Regions from separate parts of the Homo sapiens genome. Here region 2 is linked to region 1. The links are chromatin loops, found by intact Hi-C in ENCODE. Cell type or tissue: IMR-90. All regions are shown on one strand. Links, peaks and the distances in the headings refer to the core of each region. The heading gives the core; the rest is flanking DNA. Region 1 has its middle 82 kb from the start of GPAT3. Region 2 overlaps GPAT3 (glycerol-3-phosphate acyltransferase 3).

The links. Peaks named below come from ENCODE experiments on the same cell type or tissue, not always from the same donor. Only the 100,000 strongest peaks of a DNase experiment are listed, where the experiment ranks them.
Region 2: it touches region 1 in a loop (2.1-fold over the local background); 3 of 110 quality-filtered maps call a loop at or near these places.

What each region holds. Positions count from the first base shown.
Region 1 is chr4:83,613,776-83,623,401 of GRCh38, reverse strand. No RefSeq gene overlaps it. Among named protein-coding and RNA genes, the nearest start is that of GPAT3, 82 kb to the right of the region's middle. RefSeq lists enhancers at 4,632-4,926, 4,100-5,299. In IMR-90, for the core only: no CTCF peak of the experiment used is centred there; a DNase peak (open chromatin) is centred at 4,761; H3K27ac peaks cover 915 bases.
Region 2 is chr4:83,547,143-83,556,768 of GRCh38, reverse strand. All of the region lies in intron 2 of GPAT3 (glycerol-3-phosphate acyltransferase 3), which reads right to left. Among named protein-coding and RNA genes, the nearest start is that of GPAT3, 16 kb to the right of the region's middle. RefSeq lists a silencer at 3,576-3,705 and enhancers at 7,979-8,273, 7,646-8,845. In IMR-90, for the core only: no CTCF peak of the experiment used is centred there; DNase peaks (open chromatin) are centred at 3,598 and 8,118; H3K27ac peaks cover 194 bases.

The sequences.
Region 1 (9,626 bases), core at 529-8,528:
TTTGAGTGCCTGTGCCTTTTCCAGGTGCAAGCTGTCAGTGGATCTACCATTCTGACTTCTGGAGGATGTGGACCTCTCCTCACAGCTCCACAAGGCAGTGCCCCAATGGGGACTTTGTGTGGGGGCTCCAAACTCACATTTCCCCTCCACACTGCCCTAGCAGAGGGCTCCACCCCTGCAGCAAACACCCCTGCAGCAAACTCCAGCCTGGACATCCAGGCATTTCCATACATCCTCTGAAATCGAGGCAGAGGTTCCCAAATCTCAACTCTTGACTTCTGCATACCCACAGGCCCAACACCACATGGAAGCTGCCAAGGACTGGGGCTTGCACCCTCTGAAGCCACAGCCTGAGATCTACCTTGATCCTTTTTAGCCACAGTTGGAGAGGCTGGACACAAGGCACCAAGTCCCTAGGTTGCACACCACAGAGGAGCCCTGGGCCCACCACATGAAATCATTTTCTCCTCCTAGATCTCTAGGCCTGTGATGGGAGGGGCTGCCAGGAAGGACTCTGACATGCCCTGGAGACATTTTCCCCATTGTCTTGGTGATAAACATTCAGCTCCTTGTTACTTATGCAAATTTCTGCAGTAGGCTTGAATTTATCCCCAGAAAATGGTTTTTTTCCTTCTATTGTATTGTCAGGCTGCAAATTTTCCAAACTTTTATGTTCTTGAACACTTTGCTGCTCAGAAATTTCTTCCACCAGATACACTAAATCATCTCTCTTAAGTTCAAAGTTCCACAGAACTCTAAGGCAGGGGCAAAACATGCCAGTCTGCCAGTCTCTTTGCTAAAGTATAACCAGAGTCACCTGTGCTCCAGCTCCCAAAACTTTCCTCATCTCCGTCTGAGATGACCTCAGCCCAGACTTTATTGTCCATATCACTATCAGCATTTTGGTTAAAGCCATTCAACAAGTTTCTAGGAAGTTCCAAACTTTCCCACATCTTCCTGTCTTCTGAGCCCTCCAAAATGTTCCAGCCTCTGCCTGTTACCCAGTTCCAGAGTTGCTTTTACATTTTCAGGTATCTTTATAGCAGCACCCCACTCCTGGTACCAAGTTACTGTATTAATTCCATTCTCATGCTTCTATGAAGAAATACCCAAGACTGGGTAATTTACAAAGGAAAAATATTTAATTGACTTACAGTCAATTACAGGGCTTGGGAGATTTCAGGAAACTTACAATCATGGCAAAGGGGAAGCAAACATGTTCTTCTTCACATGGCAGCAGCAAGGAGAAGTGCAGAGTAAAGGCGGATGGGAAAACCCCTTATAAAATTATCAGATCTCATGAGAACTCACTCATTAGCAAAAGAACAGCATGGAGGTAAATGCCCCCATGATTCAATTACCTCCCACTGGGTCTCTCCAACAACACATGGGCATTATAGGCACTACAGTTCAAGATGAGATTTGGGTAGGGACATAGCCAAACTATATCATTCAGGAAAGTGAACTGGTTATTAAAAGAGACTATGTCTTAAATATGCATGCTTATCTATGTGTAATTTAAAGAAACATGTACAATTGAAAGTAAAGGTTGAATAAAAGATATACTCTAACCACAAATCAAAAACAAAAATAAAAGCCATGCATGGTGCCTCCTACCTGCAATCTCAGCACTTTGGGAGGCTGAGGCAGGCATGGTGGCTCCCACCTGCAATCTCAGCACTTTGGGAGGCTGAGGCAGACAGATCACTTGAGCCCAGGAGTTCAAGACCAGCCTGGGCAACAGAGTGAGACCCCATCTCTACCAAAAATACAAAAATTAGCCAGGCATAGCAGCACATGCCTGTGGTCCCAATTACTCTGGAGGCTGAGGCAGGAGGATTACCTGAGCCCAAGAAGTTAAGGCTGCAAGTGAGCCAAGATAGTGCCAGTGCCCACTCCAGCCTGGGCAACAGCCAGTGGCATGATCTCTTTTTCCCCTTCCTTGAATACTTCAGTCCTAAAGCCATAGGTGGGCAGAGCAAGGTGGGCCTCCACACTGGTGATGGGAAGCACTGGTGGCCCAGAGCAGGGTCTGTGCATGGTGGAGCCTGTGCATGGTGAGACCATCCTCAGAGGAAGGCTGCCCAATGCAGGGCATTGGAACCCAAACAGGTGAGGTGACAGAGCCTGCATTAAGTGAGGAGGATATCTTCATTGGGACGGGACAGCCTGGTGTGGGGAGTCAAGCCTAGAGTGGTAATGGGAGGATCCACAGGAAGGAGTGGCCTCTCCTGTGCAGGGTAAGAAAGGCATTCATGGAAGGGAGTGGTCCTCCATAAAGTAGACACTAAGTGAGGTGAGGAAGGCATCTATATGGGGAGAGTGCAAAGCCATTGAGACTGGTTACAAATAAGTAAATATATCAAAGATAGGGAACAAGGCTCCTCACTGTTTGAGAGGGGACTTACAAATATAAAGAGGGAGAAAATTAAAATGAACCTGTAATATTGGATTGGAAATGGACAGTATGGGGGAAAACCACTCCCATGATTAGATTATCTCCCACCGGGTCCCTCCCACCACACATGGAAATTATGGGAGCTAGAATTCAAGATGAGATTTGGGTGGGGACACAGCAAAACCATATCAGATACTTGTGTAGTTTCAAAGTATCTCCCTCCAAATGACTCATTCACTAATGAAGGAGAAAAGAGTAAGTTTACCACGGAAAAGCCAGGCAGACACCACCTATTATGTGCTAAATTGTGTACCCAAAAAATTTGTATGTTGAGGTCCTAACTCCCAGTACCTCAAACTGTCACTGTTTGGAGATAGGGCCTTTAAGATGGTGATTAAGGTAGAATGAGGTCATATGCATGGGTCCTAATCCAATATGACTGGTGTTCTTGTAAAAAAAAGGAGATTAGGACACAGAAAACACACAGACTGGGGGACAACCATATGAGGACACAGCAAGAAGATGAAGTGAAAGGGAAAACCCTTTTTAAAACCATAAGATCTCATGAGACTTACTACCAATCCAATCACCTCCCACCAGGCCCCACCTCCAACACTGAGGATTACAACTGAATATGAGATTTGGGGTAGGGGACACAGCTCCAAACCATATCACCACCTTAATCAAGCACCCAGAGTACTGTGCTTCAGTCATGGGGCAAATCAAAAGTATGCACCTCCTAATAGGACACAATGAAAAGGGCACTGAGCATCAATCACTTCTTGTTTTTCCTGTCAAAGATGCATAACCTGAAACTAACCATGAGAAAACATCAGAAACATCAAATTAAAGGAGCTACTAAAAAAATGCCTGGCCTGTAATTCTCAAAATTGTTAAGGGCATGTAAGTCAAGGAAGAATTGAGGAATGATCACAAATTTGCCTGTTCTTTGGCAAATATTGATCAAGCTTATAGTGTGGTGGGGGTGTGTAAAACTAACAAATAATGTTCAAAAATAAGTACTAATGGGAAAAAAGCAGGATGGGAGATAGGGAGTGGCAGGAGCTACTCTATTAGGTGGGATGGCCAGGGAACTCCTGTGAGGAGGGGATATTTGGGCAGACAAATGAAGAAAAAGGAGCTTTGCAAATATCTAGGAGATCATTCCAAGCTGAAGTAGCAAGTGCCAAGGCCCTGAGCACAAAAATTCATAGTGGTTTCAAAAAAAGAACAAAAGGGCCAGAGTACTGCAGGAGTTTGAGCCAGGGAAAGCATGATAGAAATCAGGCTAGAAGACTGATCAGTGGTCAGATTGTTTCAAGGCTTCGAATACTGGGGTAAGGAATTTAATCTTTATCCTCTGTGTAATGGGAAGCCACTGAAGAGTTCTGATAGTGGGAGCAAAATGAGTCAATTTATGAGTTGAAATTATCACACTAGCTTCTATTTACCAAATAGACTATTTGGGGAACAAGAGAAGAGGCAGGGAGATCCATTAGAAGAGTTACTATAGCCCTGTAAGAAATGATGATGGCTTGGGCTAGGGAAGTGATGCTGGGGAAGTGGTAAATGGCTCCAAAATAAGAACATGGGGCATTTCGGAGTCAAAAAGGTCTGCGATTATAAACAACCCTCTCCTATTTGGTTTGGTTTTGTTTTGTTTTCTCAAGGGTATGGGAATTGGGAAGGACAGTATATGCACAGAACAAGGAATCACCTGCACGTTTCCTGACTTCACTGGAGAGCACTTAGTCATTCCTCAAGGCACACTCATGTCCTCCCTTCTACACACCCTTCCACCCAACATTTATCACCTCTCTACACTCCCACAGCACTTTGTTCCTGGGCTGGAAAACAGGGCCTCGCCACTTCCTCTTGTGGTTAGTGGTGTTTGTCTCTACTTCCAGATTTTTCTAAGCTCCTGAATGGCAAGTTCCTGCCTTGGGCAGCAAAGAACCTCAAGACTAACAGAGCCTGAATTATAGTATGTATTTTATAAAATATGTGTAAATGCCTAAAGAGGATAACTGTTAAACAGAAGCAGTTTCCAAAGAGAGCTTTTGGACCAAGGAATTTACTAGGTGAAGCTATGGTATTTCATTCATCATTCCATTGTTAACCAAAAATCTGGAGAACTGACTGGATAGAACAGGATTTCCAAAGTCATTTCTCTGCCTATCCTAAAAAAAATTCGGTTCTGCAGGAACAGTTTCAGAACCTGCCTTACAAATAACCAGCACTGAAAATTCCTTCCAGTTAGGACGTTTGACAGGTTCACTTGTGCTTAATTTAGCAACAGACATCAGGGCTGCCTGTATCAAAGAATGATTGCAATGAAAAACAGGCTTTGAACCAAGGTCAACCCCACAGGTGACTCAGCACATGAGCACTGTCACGTGTGCATTCCATAGATGTCAGCTCCACTCCCGGCTCCTAGTCACAGAGCTTGATTCCATTGACACTATACTTTAGTTGTAAAGGAAGTATACTTTTCTGTAAACTCTTTCAGAAGAGTGCTTAGGCATTTACTATCCCAAACTTACATGAAAAATGTTCAAAGGCACTCTAAATCCCCTATGATGTTTTCGTCCAAACATGTTTCTTGATTTTGTTTTTATTTTCCACCTGCTTCAGTGGATTTCCATAGCCCAGAGTTTTTGCCTTTGTCATTGTTGTGTCCTCAGACCTAGAACAGCATACGAATTGTAAGCACCAAATATAGGTGTTTTCCTTTATAAAGCTAGAGAAACAATGATTTGAAAACTTGCCCAACTCTAACCTGTGATCCCTAATTGACTTGTGTAATCAGCAAGGATATATCTTAACTAAGCCAAGACATACAATTGTCAAAGATTCTCAAAAAAGTTTAAATTCACCTATTTGTATAAGAAATATATATATTTCACCTTGAGAGGAGACTAACTGGTTCTGCTCTTTGAGCTATCCACTCCCTGATCACAGCTTTAGAGGGCAAACGGATTTGAAATGTTTTAGGTCACCAAGATAGAGTATACATTTTTTATTCTCAGAGTTTTCCAAGACATCTTTTCCGGACACAGAGCCAAGAGGCCAGCAAGTAGCCAGAATTACTATATGCGTCTCACAACAGCAGGGAGTGCTCATAGCAGGAATTTATGACCATGGAGGGCCATCAAAAGCCTTGATGGGATCCTCAGCCTAGGCTGTAACACGTGCAGCCTGAAAACTCACCACCCACCCACAATGCCAAGAACACCAATGACCTGGTGGCTTCTTTCAGCTGACTTCCTGCTGTCGGGTTTTTGTATTCTCCACCAACACCAAAATCTTCCAGTTTTCCCTGTGTTAGTCCAGATCTCCTATAAATCACTTTATCTTACAAAACCTTTCAGCATTTAATTTGCAAATGAACAGTAATGATTCTAAAGGAGAGGCTTTTCTCCTTATATTTAAATAATGGCTTTAACCTAGAGTAAAACACTCAGAGAAACTTCTTTTTAAATTTAAAGTTGTCTCCTTCTAGAACTTTTATTTTTTGCAACAAGAACTCACTCTCTTCCTATATGATAAAAGAAAATGATTTTGAATGCTTCTGTAACTAGCAAGAAAGTTAGGACTACTCAAGTCAGAGACTAAAGGAAGATCGATTCCCAGAGGAAAAAGCAGAGCAGAGAGCCCAGCAGTTGTCATTTACTTTGCAGGCATTGGCTGAACCAGGCAAACTCTAGCATTGGTTTCTAGAGCCTTAAGGGCCTAAGGGACAAAAAACAAAATTGAAGTCCTGCCCAAGATGGAAAGTCTAACTACAGTCTTCCTTTGAAGGTGAAATATCAAAGGACTATAACCTCTGTGTAACAGTAAAGTAGAAAGGGCCAGGTGCAGTGGCTCATGCCTGCAATCCCAGCACTTTGGGAGGCCGAGGCGGGCGGATCACCTGAGGTCAAGAGTTCGAGACCAGCCGGACCACATGGAGAAACCCCATCTCTACCCAAAAAAAATACAAAATTAGCCAGGCATGGTGGCGCACACCTGTAATCACAGCTACTCTGGAGGCTGAGGCAGGAGAATCGCTTGAACCCGGGAGGCAGAGGTTCCGGTAAGCCGAGATCACGCCATTGCACTCCAGCCTGGGCAACAAGAGCGAAACTCCATCTCAAAAAAAAAAAAAAAGAAAAGAAAAAAAAAAGAAATAATCCATCCTCCAATCTCAAATGTAAGCAAGGCAAATTGCTTGTGTCAAACCTTACTGATAAGTGAAAGGGAAAAATAACTTTCCCCTAAAGATTTAAAACTACTTGGCAATTAAAAAGAATGAATTACTTATAAATACAATGTGGATTTATCTAAAAATAGTACACAGATCATTCAAAACCACAATGGCTCACCTTTGGATTTACAGACTGAATTCTCACTATTTCCATAGCCCGATAACCTCAAGCCAACAATATAGTTTAAAGTAGTACCAGATTGATAGTGCCCTAGAGCTGGGGTGGGCAACCATATCAGATGAAGAAGCAGATAGTAAACATTTTAGGCTTTGTGGGCCATGCAGGTCACTATAGCAACTACTCAACTTTGCTTTTGTCATGCAAAAGCAGCTATAGGCAATATATAAACAAATGCTGTCTTGCAATAAAATTGTATTTACAAAAACAGACAGAGGGCAGGATTTGGCCTACAAGCTTTGGTTTGCTGATCCCTGCTCTCCAGGTCTAAGAGAGGATAAAATTCCAAAGATGATAATTATTAAAATTCTCTAAACACACAAAGACTCTATGAACAAGAAGCAGCAGAAAAGATAGACCCAGACCCTCAAAAGATATAAGATTTTGGAGTTGTTGGGAAAAACATAAAATCAATAAGCATAAGGTACTTCAAAACTATGTGAGAGTAATCACATTTGAAAAAGAATTAGATATAACTCTTACAAATGAGAAATAAGGCTGGGCGCAGTGGCTCATGCCTGTAATCCTAACACTTTGGGAGGCTGAAGCAGGCAGATCACCTGAGGTCAGGAGTTCGAGACCAGTCTGGTCAATATGGTGAAACCCTGTCTCTACTGAAAATACAAAAAAAAATAGCTGGGAGTGGTGGTGCATGCCTGTAATCCCAGCTACTCAGGAGGCTGAGGCAGGAGAATCGCTTGAACCCAGGAGGCAGAGATTGCAGTGAGCCAAGATTGTGCCACTGCACTCCAGCCTGGATGACAGACGGAGACTCAGTCTCATAAAAAAAACAAAGGGAAATAAAGGACATCAACAAAATGGTTAACTAGAGTTGCCTGGCACATATCCCTCCCAACAAAAAACAACCAAAACAACAAATAACAACTAACATTCAACTGTAGTGTCTGAGGGACAGCACTGGAGTGCAGAAAGGGACTGGTGAAATCCCTGTGGAGCACAGAAGCCCAGGATGTCAGCAAAAAGAGGGGAGCAAGGCACCCTGCCCCTGCCACCCCATCTCTCCCATTGAGATTGGCTCAGATCCAGGAGGGACTTCTCCATATGGGAAAAAGGTAAGCAGAAGGCCCCCACATGCCTGAACTGCCACTGCAGATTCCTGTAGTACTTACTATAGAAGAATCCCACAGTCCTCAAAAGCCCTTAGCCCAGTTTGCGGAGCTGCTTGGAATTAACATAGCTGCGTTACTCCAGAGTAGGAACACAAGGTGTGCACTCCCCACCCCAATCAACCCCAGTGAGCCAAGCTACTGCAGGACTGTGCCATCTTGAAACTGGAACCACTGCTAGAGTCCACCCTGCTCTGGGGTCCAGCAGCCACTGCATGTCTCCAGCCTTGAGTCTCTGCCATTATTTTACCAAGTCCACACAGGTGGCTGCAATACCACAACGCTGTCTGCTTGGAGCATGGGGCCAGGAACAGCCATGACTTCAGCATTGCACAGCAGGAAAGCCAACCCTTGGCTGGCTGAACTAAATAGTCCAATGGACCTTCCCCCAGAAAGTCCCCCTTCTTGGCACTCACTACCAAAGAAACAGCCTGACAAACCTGCCCCTGAGACAAGCCACCGAACTACTGCACATCCATGTCCCAGCTGGAGAAGCAACAAGGTGAACCCACCTCCAGCAGAAACATTCCTGGTGGACCCACTCCCAGGTCCACCAAGCATCTGTATCCCTGCACCCATGGCCAGCGAAACTGCATGGAAAATTCACCCCCAGCAAGCCAGTCACCAAACCAACCAACCCACTGCACACTTATGCCTCTGGCCAGAGAAAAAGCTCAATGGTCCCATCCCCGCAAAGATGCACCACTGCCACCATAGATTCTCACAGCCTAGGCCACTGAGGTACTCACAAAGATCATTAATGTGGATTATAGCCAAAGAATCTTAACAGGTTAACAGACTACACTACTGTGTCCACCCAGAACCAAGGCCAACTCAACTTACCCATTGACACCATATGACTCACCTACAGGAATGACTCTCCCTACCAAAGGTACTCCATAAAATTGGAAGAGGCAATTGTTTCAGCAGATACACAGGTATCAACATAGAGATACAAGAAAATGAAAATGCAAGGAAACATGACACTTCCAAAAGAACATAATAATTCTCCAATACCAGCTCCCCCACCAAAAACAATTTACAAGATGCCAAAAAAGAAATTCAAAATAATGAGTTTAAGAAAACTTGGTGAGATGCAAGAGGATACATATAGACAATTCAACAAAATCAGGAAAACACTTCGTGATCTGAATAGGAAATTTAACAAAGAGATAGATAGAATAAAAGAAACAAACAGAAATCTTGGAGCTTAAGAACTCAATGAATGAAATAAGAAATACAACCGAGACCTTCAACAAAAGACCAGAGCAAGCAGAAGAATTTCTAAACTTGAAGACAGGTCTTTTGATATGACCCAGGCAGACAACAACAAAAACAAAAGAATAAAACAGAATGAAGAAAGACTACAGGATTTACAGGGCATCATAAAGCAAAATAAAAATTCACATTATGAGAATTTCAAAAGGAGAAGTGTGTAAGTCCATTTCGCGTTGCTGTAAATAAATACCTGCGGCTGGGTCTTTTATAAAGAAAAGGGGTTTATTGCTGTACAAGAAGCATGATACCTGCATCTACTTTTGGTGACAACCTCAAGAAGCTTTTACTAATGGTGGAAGGCAAAGGGTGCCAGCATGTCACATGGTGAGAGAGGGAGCAAAAAAGCAATGGGAGGAGTGCCATGCCTTAAACAACCAGCTCTTGTATGAACTAATAGAG
Region 2 (9,626 bases), core at 579-8,578, 67 kb after region 1:
AGAAAATCTAGTTCTTTTTTCATCATTGCATATTCCAGTAGTTCTCCAAAAACTTACAAAATAATCAATGCTGATTATAAAATAGGAAAATTTTAACCCCAAATATAAATATTAGCCACATAATTAACTGTGAGTTTTGATGCATAAATGGGGATGGGGTGGAGCTGAGGACACTAATCAATTGTCAGTTAGCACTGAAAAAAAAATAGCGTTGAGAATAACAGGCAGAGTTCCCTTTTTTGTTTGTTTCTTTTTCTTTTTTTTTTTTCTTGAGACTGAGTCTCACTGTGTCACCCAGGCTGGAGTGCAGTGGTGCAATCTCAACTCACTGCAACCTCCACCTCCTGGATTGAAGTGATTCTCATACCTAAGCCTCCCAAGTAGCTGGGATTACAGCTGTGCACCACCATATCCGGCTATTTTTTTGTATTTTAGTCAAGACAGGGTTCCACCATGTTGGCCAGAATGGTCTTAACAGAGTTTCATTTTAACGACTAACATTTTAACAACCCACTCTTGACCTACATCTTGGCTGGCAGCCCACATTAACTCTGTTGATTTGGATACAGCTAACTTGATTAAACAAGAAATCCCACAGCACAGAAGCATTCATAAAACTCCACTGTCAAATGAACCATTAATTCACTTAAAATGTCAGCCTTGTGGTTTGGCATTTATGTATGGTATCTTTGATTGTAATGCTAAATATTCTTAATAGATTTGTTTCTTCAAAAATTTCATTGATAAGGACAAACTGTTAGGAGCTTCCTGGTAAGTGACTATATAATAAGAAAAAAACAAACTGACTTTTCTTCTACTATACTCTCACCAAAACACAGAACACTCCTGTGACCCCAGATGTGTGGGTTTTTCTCCCACACCAAACAATTCTTCGACACCAGCTAGATGTCCCATAATTCAATTAAATTTTGACACTATCTACCTGGAGTTAGAGTCAAATTCCACAAATGAAGGGCTCAGTTCTACAAGACCGCCTCCACTTCAGGTGCCAATTGCAAGTCCAAGCCTTTGGTACTTCTGATCTACCAGCTATAAATTGAGCGTTCCCATAGTCCCTTCCTCAGGTTCAGTCATTTGCTAGAATGGCTCACAGAACTCAGGGAAACACTTTACTTACTAGTGCTGATGTATTACAAAGGATATTTTAAAGCACACAAATGAACAGCCAGATGAATACTGCACTGACGACAAGGTTCAGAAGGGTCCCTAGCACAGAAGCCTCTGTTCCCATGAAGCTGGGGTGCACCTCCCACCAGGCACCTGGATGTGTTCAACAATCTGAAAGTTCTCTAAACCCTGTATTTTTTAGTTTTTATGGAAGCTTCATGACATCAGCTTCCATAAAATGATTAAATGATCGATTTAATCATTGCCCTTTGGGGAGCAATATGGAGGGGAGCTGAAAGTTCCAACCCTGTAATCACATGTTTGGCTCCCCTGGCAATCAGCCACCATCCTGAGGCTATCTATCCAGGAGCTCCCAGCCACCAGTCATCTCATCAGCATACACAAAGACACTATCACTTATCACTGCAGAGATGCCAAAGGTTTTAGGACCTATGTGACAGGAAAGGGAGAGGGAGCAGAAGTCTAATACATATTTCTTATTATGTCACAGTGACAAAGCCAACTCTCAGAAGAGGAGGCCAGGCGCAGTGGCTCACACCTGTAATCCCAGCACTTTGGGAGGCCAAGGCAGGTGGATCACCTGAGGTCAGGAGTTTGAGAACAACCTGGCCAACATGGCAAAACCCAGTCTCTACTAAAAATATAAAAATTAGCCGGGCATGGTGGCGTACACCTATAGTCCTGGCTACTCAGGAGGCTGAGGCTGGAGAATCACTTGAACCCGGGAGGCAAAGGTTGCAGTGATCCGAGATCACGCCACTGAACTCCAGCCTAGGTGACACAGCAAGACTCCATCTCAAAAAAAAAAAAAAAAAAAAGAGGGAGCTTCCATTCCATTCCATGTGTAGAAGAGGAGTCACCTTAAACATCAAGAGGAGAATCAGAAAGTATGGACCAGAGGAGCTAGTAAGGAAGGCATAGTAAGACAGTAGTAGAAAGTGGTAACAGGGGCTTTTGAGTAGAACAGACAAACTGGGATTCTTTTCAAGCTGCCTTTGACCAGCCATGCAATGTAGAGCAAGTAAAATCATGATTAACAAGACCCCCTCATATATAATAAATAATATGGAACAGTGGGGCCAATGTTTAAAAAATGGTGGTGATTATGATTATTATTATTGACAGGTTCTTGCCTAAAAGATAGAAACAAAATAAAGAAGCTTTGGAGTTTTGATTGGGATTTTTCTCTGGGGGATAAAGAGACCAGGAGATATGCAGAGGGTGGGGAGCCTGGTTTGGGGAATACTTCTAAAATGACAAGCTGTATTTTCAATGTGGTAGATACTGGCTAAGAGGTCTGCTCCTATCAACTGTGAAGAGAACTTCCCTAAATAAATAAGGCAGCCAGCCTTTAATCTGAGCACTCTGGGAGGCCAAGGCAAGAGCATCACTTGAGCCCAAGAGTTCGAGACATGGCTGGACAACATAATGAGACCCCGCCTCTACAAAAAGGAAAAAATTAGCCAGGCTTGGTAGTGCATACCTGTAGTCTCCCAGCTATTTAGGAGGATGAGGTGTGAGGACAGCTTGAGCCTGGGAGGTCAAGGCTACAGTGAGCAGTGATCCTTACCACTGCACTCTAGCCTAGGCAACAGAGGGAGACCCTGTCTCCCTAAATAAATAAATAAAAGGCTATGTATTATTGAGTTGACTATAAGGGACTATTGTCTGATCCTATTATCTTCTCCCTCTCAAATAATTTATTTTATTTATTTTTTTATTTTATTTATTTATTTATTTTTTGAGACAGGGTCTCACTCTGTCGTCCAGGCTGGAGTGCAGTGGTGCGATCTCAGCTCTCTGCACCCTTGACCTCCCGGGCTCAAGAGATCTTCCCACCTCAGACTCCTGAGTCGCCATGTCTGACTATTTTTTGTAGTTTTTGTAGAGACAGGGTTTCACCATGTTGCCCAGGCTGGTCTTGAACCCCTGGGCTCAAGCAGTCCACCTGCCTCAGCCTCCCAAAGTGCTGGGATTACAGGCATGAGCCACCGTGCCCGGCCTCAAATAATCTTTGAATCTCAGTTCTCACTCAACTTTTTCAAACCTCCACAACTCTGAGATGCAGGTACCCTCTTCCAAGCTGCTGAGGGGTTTTGGACTAATGCAGCTAAATCACCAACCAGACCTTCAGCAGTCAGTGCTAGAGACAGAAAATTTTAAAACTGCTTAGTTACATTTTTTTTAACTAGTTTCACTGAAAATAGAGGTAAGGCATAGGAATACTATCCACGTTGTTACTACTATTCGAAAAGAAAAACAATCTAAAAAATAATTCAAGACATTTTATGAATGTCCTAGCTAGTTTCCTTAGATGGGAGCCTTCCTTTCTGTGATTCAAGGCTTAATTCCCTCTCTTCACACCCATCACTTCGCAATGCAGTTACAAGACCATAACTCTGATCTGACCTTTTACCTTCTCATTTCCTGCCAGAACCACTTCATCCTGCTCATTCATCAGTGGTCAAAGTTAAATGCTAAGTCATTTACTTTCAGAGGTTTAGAGCACTGCCTTAGTCACTTCAGGCTGCTATAACAGAGTGCCATAGCCTGGGTAGCTTACAAAAAACAGAAATTTATTTTCCCACAGGTCTGGAGGCTAGAAGTCCAAGATCAGGGGGCCAGTGGGGTCAGGTTCTGGTGAGGGCTCTCTTTCCGATTTCCAGATGGCTATCTTCTCACTGTGTCCTCACATGATGGAAGGGGCTAGACAACTCCCTGGGGCCCGTATTTATAAGGGCACTAATCCCACTCATTATGGCTCTACCTTCATGACTTAATTACCTCCCAAAGGCCCCACCTCCTAATACCATCACTTTGGGTGTTAGGATCAACATATCAACATATCAATTTGGGAAGGGGGGGACATAGACATTCAGTCCATAAAGCACAGTTATATGCCAGTCTCTAATCCACTTTAAGTAAAGCTCCCTCCAAAATAGACCAGTATATTCTCGTTAGATTATGAGGCAAAGTTTGAAGGAAGATTTCTTTGTCTGCTTTCTACCTTTCCTTAAGGAACCTGCCTCCTCTTCCACCATCTGCTAATCCTGCTGCTCATCTAAGCACCCCCACCTATGCCTTACTTTGTCATTCCATTCTTCCCAAATCAACCACCAAAAACTGTAGCATCAAATTCTGCTCCTTCAAGGGCCTATTTGTTAGAAAACTAAAATCATGCTAACGATAGTGGGGACCAATACACTAATGCATTCTTCTCTAGGAGCAGTGATTCACAAATGAGCAGGGGTGGGGTGAGGGAAGGAGAGAGAAGTGCCCCCAGGGGACAACTGGCAATGTCTGCACACATTGTTGGTTGTCACGAATGGGAGTGTGCTACTGTCTGTCATCTACTGGGTAGAGGCCAGAGATGCTGCTGAACATCTCACATTGTACAGGACTGTTGCCCACGACAAAGAATTACCCAATCCAAAGTATCAGTAGTGCTGAGGTTGAGAAAGCCAGCTCTAAGAGGTAATGTATTTTTATTAAAAACTCCTTTGTTCCATAGGTTTCAGTTTAAATTCCAGGCACTGGTCAGGCTGAATGGAGCTGTGTTTTGGAGCAGATAACCATCAAATCACATCCCAAGAAGGTACCTATCTTCCATTCATATATAACTAGTTCTAACTGTCAGAATAAACATTAGCTGAATGACTACTGATGTTTTATTTGGTTGGGGTTTTCTCTTTTTTATGTTTACAATATAAATGTAACCCCCCAAAGATGAGTTTAACAAGAAAAAAAATACTCATTGTCATATTTGCTTCAGATAGATAGATAGATAGATAGATAGATAGATAGATTTTTTTTTTTTTTTTTTTTTCCGAGATGGAGTCTCACTCTGTCTCCCAGGCTGGAGTGCAGTGGTGCAATCTCGGCTCACTACAACCTCTGCCTCCCAGGTTCAAGCGATTCTCCTGCCTCAGCCTCCTGAGTAGCTGAGACTATAGGGGCGCACCACCACGCCCAGTTAATTTTCGTATTTTTAGTAGAGACCGGGTTTCACCATGTTGGCCAGGATGGTCTCGATTTCTTGACCTCGTGATCCGCCCGCCTCAGCCTCCCAAAGTGCTGGGATTACAGGCATGAGCCACTGCGCCCAGCCCAGGTATATTTTAAAGAAAAAAAATTATAAATACAGTTAAAGCCCCTCCTCACCACCTCTTGCTCTCCCTCCTGAAGATAACCTGTCCCAGCCAGGCGCAATATACTGCCCTATAGTATATATAATTTCCATGCATATATTATATATTCACATAAATGTATAGTATCTATTTGTGATTCTAAATTTTAAATAAATGTTATTATACTATATATTTTCTTTTCTCTCAATATGGTTTGAAATTCATCTCCTTTTTCTTTCCATGTAAGTCCAGTTAATTCAGTTTAACTGCTGTACAGTATAAATAAATCAGCTTACATATTAACTTTCCTCCTGATGGATTGTCTCCACATTTTCACTGGTTGTAAACACTTGTAACAAGTCACCTAATACATATATGCTGAGGCTCTGGGTACATTTGATATTTTAGGAGATATAGAATTGTTGGGTTGTCGTGTAATTTTCTGGTCTTTAACTTTCCTAAGTATTGCCAAATTGCTCTCCAAAGTGATTGAACTAAATTTTTATAATATTGTACGTAAAAGAAATACAGATGACTAACCTAACAATCAAACTTTTGCCTTCTACAGAGCTATGTTAAGATGTAAAGATTAAAATGCACAGTACTCTAGTGAGTTTTATCAGAATCAGTTGCTATTAAGTAATTTTTGTTCCAAGAAATAAAACTGCACCCCTGCCCCCACAAAAAACTTTCATATTTCCAACTTAAAGCACTGCAAAAAATTAAAAAATAAATGTTTTTGTGAACCATGACTGAAATTCATTTCAAACAAATCAATTATAAAGACATTTTGAGACTGTTAGGGAAATCTAAATATGGACAATATATTAGATGATATTAAGAAATTATTGTTTGCTAAAGGGATAATAGCATTGTGGTTATTTGAAAAAGTCCTTTATGCATTAAAAGACATGAGATTTTGTATCTAAATTTTAAAACTTTACCAAAAAAATGAGAGCGTTGATAAATGAATCAAGCATGGCAAAATCTCGACAAATGTTGAATCTCGTGATATGGGGCTCATTTACTATTTTCTCTACTTTTGTGTATGTCTGAAAATTGTCATCATCATCATCATCATCATCATCAGACACAATATTCACAAATAGGGATAGACTAATGCAATCAGGGGGACATTTGGCCATGCTAAAGAAAAACTCAGCTGGGTGTGGGGGCTCATGGCTGTAATCCCAGCACTTTGGGAGACGGATGCAGATGGATTGCTTGAGCCCAGGAGTTCAAGACCAGCCTGGGCAACATGGTGAAACCTAGCTGTATATTTTTTCAATTCTTTAAAATATATTTGAAAAAAAAGAAAAAGAAAAACTCAGCTGGGCATGGTGGCTCACACCTGCAATCCTAGCACCTAGGGGGCCGAGGCAGGAGAATCACTTAAGACCATCCTGAGGAGTTCAAGACCATCCTGGGCAACATAGTGAGACCTCATCTCTATTTAAAAATTAAAAAATGGGCTAGGCGTGGTGGCTCACACCTGTAATCCCAACACTTTGGGAGGCTGAGGCAGGTGGATCATTTGAGGTCAGGAGTTTGAGACCAGCCTGGCCAACATGGTGAAACCCCATCTCTACTAAAAATACAAAAATTAGCCAGGTTTGGTGGTGCATGCCTGTAATCCCAGATACTTAGGAGACTGAGGTGGGAGAATCTCTTGAACCCAGGAGGCAGAGGTTTCAGTGAGCCGAAATCACACCACTGCACTCCAGCCTGGGCAACAGAGCCAGACTCCATCTCAATAATAATAACAATAATAATAATAATAAATATATACAAAAATTAGCCAGGCGTGGTGGCACACCCTGTAATTCCAGCTACTCAGGAGGCTGAGGCAGGAGAATTGCTGGAACCCGGGAGGCAGAGGTTGCAGTGAGCCAAGATTGCCCCACTGCACTCTAGCCTGGGTGATAGAGTGAGACCCTGTCTTAAAAAAATAATAATAATATATATTATGTATTAATCATATATATTTCACATACTAATACATAATATTTCATATATATATACATACACACACACACACACACACACACGCAAAATAAAAAAGAAAGCCCCAACCTATAATCCTTCCAACCCCATAACTGAATTATGTTGCTCTCTACAAGTAGCTAGACAAGTTCCTGTATTTTAGCAATAAGATAACCCCATTAGATGCATTACACTTCATATTCTTGAGGGCAACACATACTGGTTTGTATTCACAGAGTTTACACCATAAAATCAAGTTAGCTAATTTAAACTATCAAAAATGGCCTGTCCAAAACAAAATAAGTATATAAAAATATTCCTCAATTTTCTTTTTTTTTTTTTTCAGATGGGTCTCACTATTTTGCCCTGGCTACACTCAAACTCCAGGTCCTCCCCCTTCAGCCTCTCAAGTATCTGGGAGTACAGGCATGCATGATCCCACCTGACTTGATATTTCTCAAACTTCTGTCACAAAATATGATCCCATATTTTCTGTGAATGTATAAGATTTTATTAATGTTCATATAATCAATGTATACAGGATTTCAAGTAGTCAATTGCCTCACAGAAAAAAATTCCCAAAGTAAAATTAGAGGGCCATGTTAGGCAACCTGAATTCTCTCCAAATAGGTATAGCAACCGAAATTTCACCTTAGTACCTTCTCCTTTTTGAGTGTTTAGGTGGGCAAAGGGGCAGAGACTTGGGGGCATGAGATACAAGGCAGAGAGAAATTTAGCACAGGGGCTAAATCAACAGCAGGCCATGAGACCACAGTCTTTGTGTGTGGTGCCGCTGGAGCAGGGCATGGGGTAAGACTTGCAGTGGTTGCATGCACTTTGTGGCCAACAATGCTGAGTCACGCCAGCATCAGCCTCTAAGGGAACAATGCCAAAATGACAAGCCACCGCCTTTATGTATTTGTGGTGTTTATGACTCACTCCCAGGTAAATGCAGGCCTTTATTCATGCTTGGTGACTTTTCATGGTAATCATTTAAAATGTCCTAGTGTCATAATGCAATTAGAGTACAATTCATCTTGAGTCACTAAAATTACATAATTACTAATATTAATCACAATTACTACCAAAGCTATGAGCCGATTCAAACTCCAACCTAACAGCATCATAATCCCTGGAAATCAGATGCCCAAAGAGTAAGGCTGGTGCCTCTTAAAAGTCAAACGATCCTTTGTATATTTAAAACAGGCTAAAATAAAAGTTGCTAGGATCTCAGTCAGACCAAGTCCCAGGGTCCAAGGAGATGCATTTGTCCTATGGCTGGAGCAACCAAAGCACAGCTGATAAAAAGAAGCAAACGAGCCATTATTCCTGTATTTTCTTGTCCTAGCCTTCTATGCTGTGGCTCTAGCACTTCTGCTTTCAGGGGACAAAACTAGGGTAGAAGGGTAACTATAACCTCCACTGAAGTTTAATGCTCAGAATAACAGAGTTACTTGAAGTGGGGAAAAAGATTTACCTTTTTCTTTGTGTTAACAATGAGGAAAAGTCCTTAAGCTTAGAAGAGTAAGATATGGCCCGGCACTATGGCTTATGGCTGTAATCCCAGCACTTTGGGAGGCTGAGGCAGGAGGATTGCTTGAGGCCAGGAATTTGGCACAATACAGCCAGACCCCATCTCAAAAAAAAAAAAAAAAAGGGAAGAAGAAGAGGAAGGTGAAAGTGCAATAACAGAGCTTCTTAACGAGATTTACCCATAATCATATCTGAAGTTCAACAAATTAAATAGCTTTTAAATAAAAGACACAGCAGAATATGGCTAAAGACAGAAGATAATTATTTAACCACAAAGATAATAATTTGCCTAGGCTCAGCTTTCAGTTGGCTTATTCAATAAAAGCACAGAAGAAATACAATGCAAGAGGGATTTAACTGGGAAGGGAGACTTGAAATGCATTTCAAAAAAAAAAATGTGTTTCACTAAATGAAAGAGCAGCAGAGGCCAGGCGCAGTAGCTCACGCCTGTAATCCCAGCACTTTGGGAGGCCGAGGTGGGCAGATCACAAGGTCAGGAGATCGAGACCATCCTGGCTAACACGGTGAAACCCCGTCTCTACTAAAAATACAAAAAATTAGCTGGGCGTGGTGGCGGGCACCTGTAGTCCCAGCTACTCGGGAGGCTGAGGCAGGAGAATGGCGTGAATCTGGGAGGCGGAGCTTGCAGTGAGCCGAGATCCCGCCACTGCACTCCAGCCTGGGTGACAGAGCAAGACTCCATCTCAAAAAAAAAAAAAAAAAAAAAAAAGAGCAGTAGAAGGAAGTTTTTCAGTGCAGAAAATAAGCATAACTCTCCCTCTCAGCTCCTCAAAATCTATTTTCAGGACTATATCATTCAGACACACCTCAAAA